Regions from separate parts of the Homo sapiens genome. Here region 2 is linked to region 1. A link is a contact called in ENCODE Hi-C data. All regions are on one chromosome and are shown on one strand. The core of a region is the stretch at or near the end of the contact, and the rest is flanking DNA. Distances in the headings are between cores, read along the strand shown.

Region 1 (2,700 bases), core at 89-2,588:
ACCAATAGTATGTTTCCATGTTGCTACTGTACATTTCCCTTCCATGTACCTCCGCAACAGAAAGCAGGCCTTTTCACTGAGTCATGCAATATTTAATGAGCCCATAAATGGGAAGCACTGTCCCAGGCCCTGTAGACTCAGAGATAATAAGACACACAGCCTGTAGGATTCAAGGAACTCAGAACCCACGTACAAGTAAGTGTTTTAAAAATACAAAATAATGCAATAAACACACAAAAAAGAGGTATGTGCAGGGCTTAGGGGAACACAAAGGTGTGTGCCGCACCTAGAGGTGGGCAAAAGTCAGGGTCACGAACACTCTTGTACAGTGTGTAACAAGAGCTGAACATTCACTGCCAGATCCTCATGGATGTTTCAGTAGTTAGAAAATCTAAAAATACTAATCATGAAATTGACCTATTGAAGGCATAGTCCGGCTGTGTTGTGGATGCAGACTTTAATTCAAAAGTCAAGGAATTCACTGCACCTGGAAAAGTAACTCTCTTTTCTCCGTCTGTCTCTTCTCGGTTGCGGTTTGGAAACAGAGACACTGAAGGAGCTGTCTTGAATAGTTAACACGGCCAGAACGTCAGTGCATGTAAAAAGAATTTTAAAGTGTGACTACATTTTTATTGAGAACTCCCTCTTTCCCCAGGTGGATCTGCAGGGCAGTCACCTTCATCCTGATCCATAACTGCACATTTACTGTTTGCATCTCCCGCCAGACGGTACGCCCCACGAGGCAGGCGCTGAGCTCAGGATCTCACTCCCCTCCGAGAGCCGGGCGGCCCCAGGCCTGGACCATAGTGTGTGCTCCACAAATGAATGAAAGGTCTCCTTTTTCACTTCCACTTATTTGCGGGATCCAGGCCTAGCGTCGCTCTTTTGCCCTTAGCTGCAGATCTGAAGTGGGGCTGCCCGACCCCAATTCCCGGACGCTTTTCACCCCAGCCCCGGAGACTCCAGCCCCGTTTAAATCCTGACACTCGGAAACTCTCTTCTAACACTTGCAAGGTACCCCTTTTACCTATAAAAGGCTCTCGGGCCGCGAGATCGCCGTCAGAGCAAAGCCAGGCTACTACCGCAGGTACCAAGACAGTGGCACCGCCCGCGCCTCCGGAACAGGAAACCGAGGGAATTAAAAAGCAAACCTGAGAAAGCTGGGCCAAGGGAGGGAAAACTCTTCAGCCCACCGCAGGGCCTTGTGCGCGGTGATTGGCGCGTCAACGAAAGCGATGGACGTCTAGACCAATCGTCAGCAAAAGACCCTTTGGAGCCCGCGCCCCCTCCCCCTACGTCCTCCAATCCGAAAACGCAACCGGGTGAGGGAGCGCTTCCGCCCGGAGAGAGCTGGCCGGGATGAGGCGCCGGCTTTCCCGGGTCTTCTCCAGCTGCCACCGCTTTACTGCAAAACTGACGGGCGCAAAAACATGAGTGACTCCGCGGGAGGGCGCGCTGGTCTCCGGCGTTACCCCAAGCTCCCAGTGTGGGTGGTGGAGGATCATCAGGAGGTGAGCGGACGGCAACAGGGCTCTGGGGCAGAATCAGCGGAAGCCCTGACGCTCAGAGGGCCAAGCAGAGGGCGCAACCTTAGCATCGGAGGCCAGAGAGTTAACCAGAGTTAAACTGCCCTATTCCGTTGCTGTGGAGAGGACCCCAAAACAGCTAACTAGGAAGAATGAGAACTGACATTTATGGGCGCTTCCTACGAGTCGGGGCAACTTATTTACCTCGGTTTGCCCCCAAATCCCAGAACCAAACAAAAGGTGGCATCGGGATTCGAAACCGGACAGTCTGGCTGCAGAGCCCTGTGTTCTTAACCTGCAGTTAACTCTGGCTTCCAAGTATCTCCTGGAATCGCCACCACAGCCCTGCTGTTTAGATGGGAGGCTTTATGCTTGGAACGTGGGCTCTGATCTGAAATGGGGACAGTAATCGTAGGACTCACAGGGCTCTTAGGAGTATTATTGTGTGCATACTGTGTTTAAAAATCTTTTTTTTTTCTTTTTTGAGACGGAGTCTCTCTCTGTTACCCAGACTGGAGTGCAGTGGCGCGATCTCGGCTCACTGCAACCTCCGCCTCCTGGGTTCGAGCGATTCTTCTGTCTCAGCCTCCTGAGTAGCTGGGATCACAGGCACGCATCACCGTACCCAGCTAATTTTTGTATTTTTAGTAGAGACGGGGCTTCGCCACGTTAGCCAGGATGGTCTGAAAGTCTGACCTCACGTGATCGGCCCCCGCCGGCCTCCCAAAGTGCTGGGATTGCAGGCGTGAGCTACTGCGCACGGCCCATATTGCGTAAAAAAAAAAAAAAATTTAACACGGTGCCCTGCATAGATAAACACTAAAAGGGGTTTCCATGTTTATGGCCGTGCTGATTTACAGTAGCCAAATTGGTGTCTTAATCTAGACTTTTCCAAGTCAACAAAGGAGGCCCATGGATCTAATAAATATGTTTTAAAGTAGCATCAGTAGGCTTGGGATGGGAGGCAGTTCTCTGGACGTTAAAAAAGAAGAGGGATTTACTGTTGGTGACAGCTAATAGGAGAGGAAGATAGGTTTCTCAGGACCTGGATATAGTGTCTATGACCTTGAGAGAATGAGAAAGCCTAGGTTAGACGGTGCTTTCAAATTAGGTATTAAACCTAGAATTAGAGAAGATGTAAGAGGAGAAATGGCCTTTATAGACCACCTAGCCC
Region 2 (2,700 bases), core at 100-2,599, 1.1 Mb after region 1:
ATTCCAAGGCTACATGATCTCTTTGTGTTGTCTCACTACCAAAGATGATCAAGATTATCAGTAGGAACATGAGGTTATTGGCAATAACTAGGGCTACTGCCTATCTCCACGCAGGGATGATTTCCAGTGGCTGCTGTTCCACTGCATTCTCCTTGACAGAGTGGGTATTCATTCCTAGCACGTTCAACCCCAAGCAAAACAAGGTCAGAGTTGGATGGGGAGATTTACAAGTTTTTGAGGACTTGGGCTGACAAACTTGAAGAATGGCCAGAGCAAACTCTCGAGGCAGGTACACAAGTTGGAAATCAGACTTCTAGTCACAAGTGGCAGGCCTGGAAACCTTGACAAGTCATCTCAAGGGATGATGTCGACCTTGGCCGTAGACAGGTCTGCATTCTTGATGTCAACCTTGGCCATAGGTCTGCATTCTTGTGGTCTGCCCTTGGCCATAGACGGGTCTGCATTCTTCTTGCTGTCTGCCCCAGTGGTGCAAAAGTCTTAGAGGGGGAAGAACGTATTGAAAGCTAAAGGCTTTGACAATTTATGTGTTGGTGATAAGCTGGTCTTTGTTAGCACTGTCCTAGTGAGGCTGAAGGAATAAGTTTCTCTGCTGAACTTTCACATAGGTTGTAGCTGTGGCAGGGCTCATCAGGGTTGGATTCTCAGATCTCTTAATGGAAAGCTTTGATATATTTCATGTGTGTTTTTAAATAGCATTCAATGTATGTTTAAATATAGGAGTGTCCTGTGAGTGGCTCCCGGGGAGCAGCCGGAAGTGTTGTACTCGGCTGTCTATTGTGTGTGGGAGAGTCTTTCTGTTGACTGTGGATCTCATATTTATGAGGACTGCATGCAAGGATTGCCTCTCGAGGTCTCGTTTATAGATTGATATCAGCCAGGTATTTTTCAGAATTCTGTTCTGCCATTCCACTGCCCTCCTGATTCTGGGAGATGTGGGCATTGAAAAGACTTTGTAGATTTCCTTTATAATTTGGCCCGGATGTGGTTGGCTCCTGTCACTATTATTGAACAAAGGCTCTCAAATAGTCTTCTTGATATAACAATAGTTGTAACAGCTTTGGTGTTTAGAGATTACTTCTATTCAGCTGGGAAGCCTCCCAACAATAGGCAAAACATGAAAATGTCTTCATTTGTGTAAGTCAACTTCAATTATTTATAGATGTCCCCTACAAAGGAGAGTGAGTTGCCTTCTCTGTGGACTTGATAGATAGGAAAGGTCTGACAATTCTGCCCGTCTACACTGGAAAAGCGCCTTATCACTTATACACTGCCAAGCGCCTTATGACCAGCGTGCCATTGCAAAGATCACGCAACCAGCCAGGAAGAAGATCCTTGGGCGCCACCTAGTGTCCATCTCGGGAATATCAAAGGCGACTGCATTGCTTCTCAAATTGTGGTTATTTCCAATGGGTTGTGGATCACTACTTTTGTTAAATACAAATAAATGATTAGAAAAGCGTATAAAAATACAAAATACAAGTCTGAATGTTTTATTATTAGATTTAGCAATAATATTTTAATAAATCAAAAAACGTGAAGAAAAAGTAAAAACTGCACAATGTTCATTATCAGTATAAACAAAACTAAACAAAGAGTGAAATGGTGGAAATAGCCATTGAAATACCCACATTAAATACCTAGACTAGTTTTGAACAACATGATATATATCAATATTTAGTTTTTAATGTGATAAATGAACTTGTTTCTTGTTAAAACTTAACTAGATTGAGTTGATGACAGTCACAGGGGATAGTGTCTATCTAAACTGTTTCTATGTTTTGTTTTAATAATATGTATAGTAAATAAACCAGCTCACAGGGAAATATTATCAAGGGTGGGGGAAGATACTTTATTTTATTTTTTGAAACAAGGTCTCACTCTGTCACCCAGGCTGGAGTACAGTGGCTTGGTCATAGCTCACTATAGTCTTGAACTCCTAGGCTCAAGTGATTCCCCCACCTCAGCCTCCCAAGTAGCTGGAACTACAGATGCATGCCATCATTGCTTTTTTTTTTTTTGACTTTTTGTAGAGATGGGGGTCTTGCTATGTTACCTGGACAGGTTTTGAGCTCCTGGGCTCAAGCAATTCCCCAGCCTTGGCCTCCCAAAGCGTTAGGATTACAGGTGTGAGCCACCATGCTCAACCAGGATATTAATTTTTAACTTTTATATAAAATAAAGTGAGGCTATATTTTCTAGTATTTTTCTTCAATCCTTCATAAATAGCCAACTCTAACAATTGGCTGAGCATGGCCAATTGGAATGCCATCAGTGAAGTATTTCCAAAAGCACTATTCTAAACACAATCCAAACTTGATTTCTTCAACAGTGGGATTGTGAGTTTACCAGGAACATGAAGAAAGGTTATCTGGCAGTGTTAGTGCACATTTGGTAGCGTTTGTTAGTGTTAGTGTTAGTGCAGGCTAATACTCACTATGTGCATGGAGGCTTCATAGGTCCAGTCGGCGGGCGTGGACTTCAAATAATCTCCACCTCCCGGGTTCAAGCGATTCTCCTGCCTCATCCTCCAGAGTAGCTGGGATTACAGGTGTGTGCCACCTTGCCTGGCTAATTTTTGTATTTTTAGTAGAGATGGGGTTTCGCCATGTCGGCCAGGCTGGTCTCAAACTCCTGGGCTCAAGGGATCCACCTGCCTCAGCCTCCCAAAGTGCTGGGATT

Evidence for each region. Hi-C counts contacts between places; a loop is a spot of excess contacts on that map. Pooled maps may share reads with other maps.
Region 2: a loop to region 1 is called in a pooled map, with 6 times the contacts of the local background. The contact joins the enhancer-like site here to the promoter of C5orf22 in region 1. A Hi-C loop is called at or near these places in 8 of 50 pooled maps.

The regions. Positions count from the first base shown.
Region 1 is chr5:31,530,963-31,533,662 of GRCh38, forward strand. C5orf22 (chromosome 5 open reading frame 22) reads left to right here and starts at 1,339. Exons shown (of 9, transcript NM_018356.3): 1 at 1,339-1,511. The coding sequence starts at 1,431. It overlaps DROSHA (drosha ribonuclease III), which reads right to left and starts at 1,131. Exons shown (of 36, transcript NM_001382508.1): 1 at 1,028-1,131; 2 at 488-563. RefSeq lists enhancers at 1,211-1,380, 1,411-1,460, 1,511-1,560.
Region 2 is chr5:32,611,907-32,614,606 of GRCh38, forward strand. No RefSeq gene overlaps it. Among named protein-coding and RNA genes, the nearest start is that of SUB1, 28 kb to the left of the region's middle. Within about 2 kb of position 1,350, at least 3 of the 41 ENCODE cell types and tissues checked have a DNase peak (open chromatin) inside an H3K27ac peak, as active enhancers do.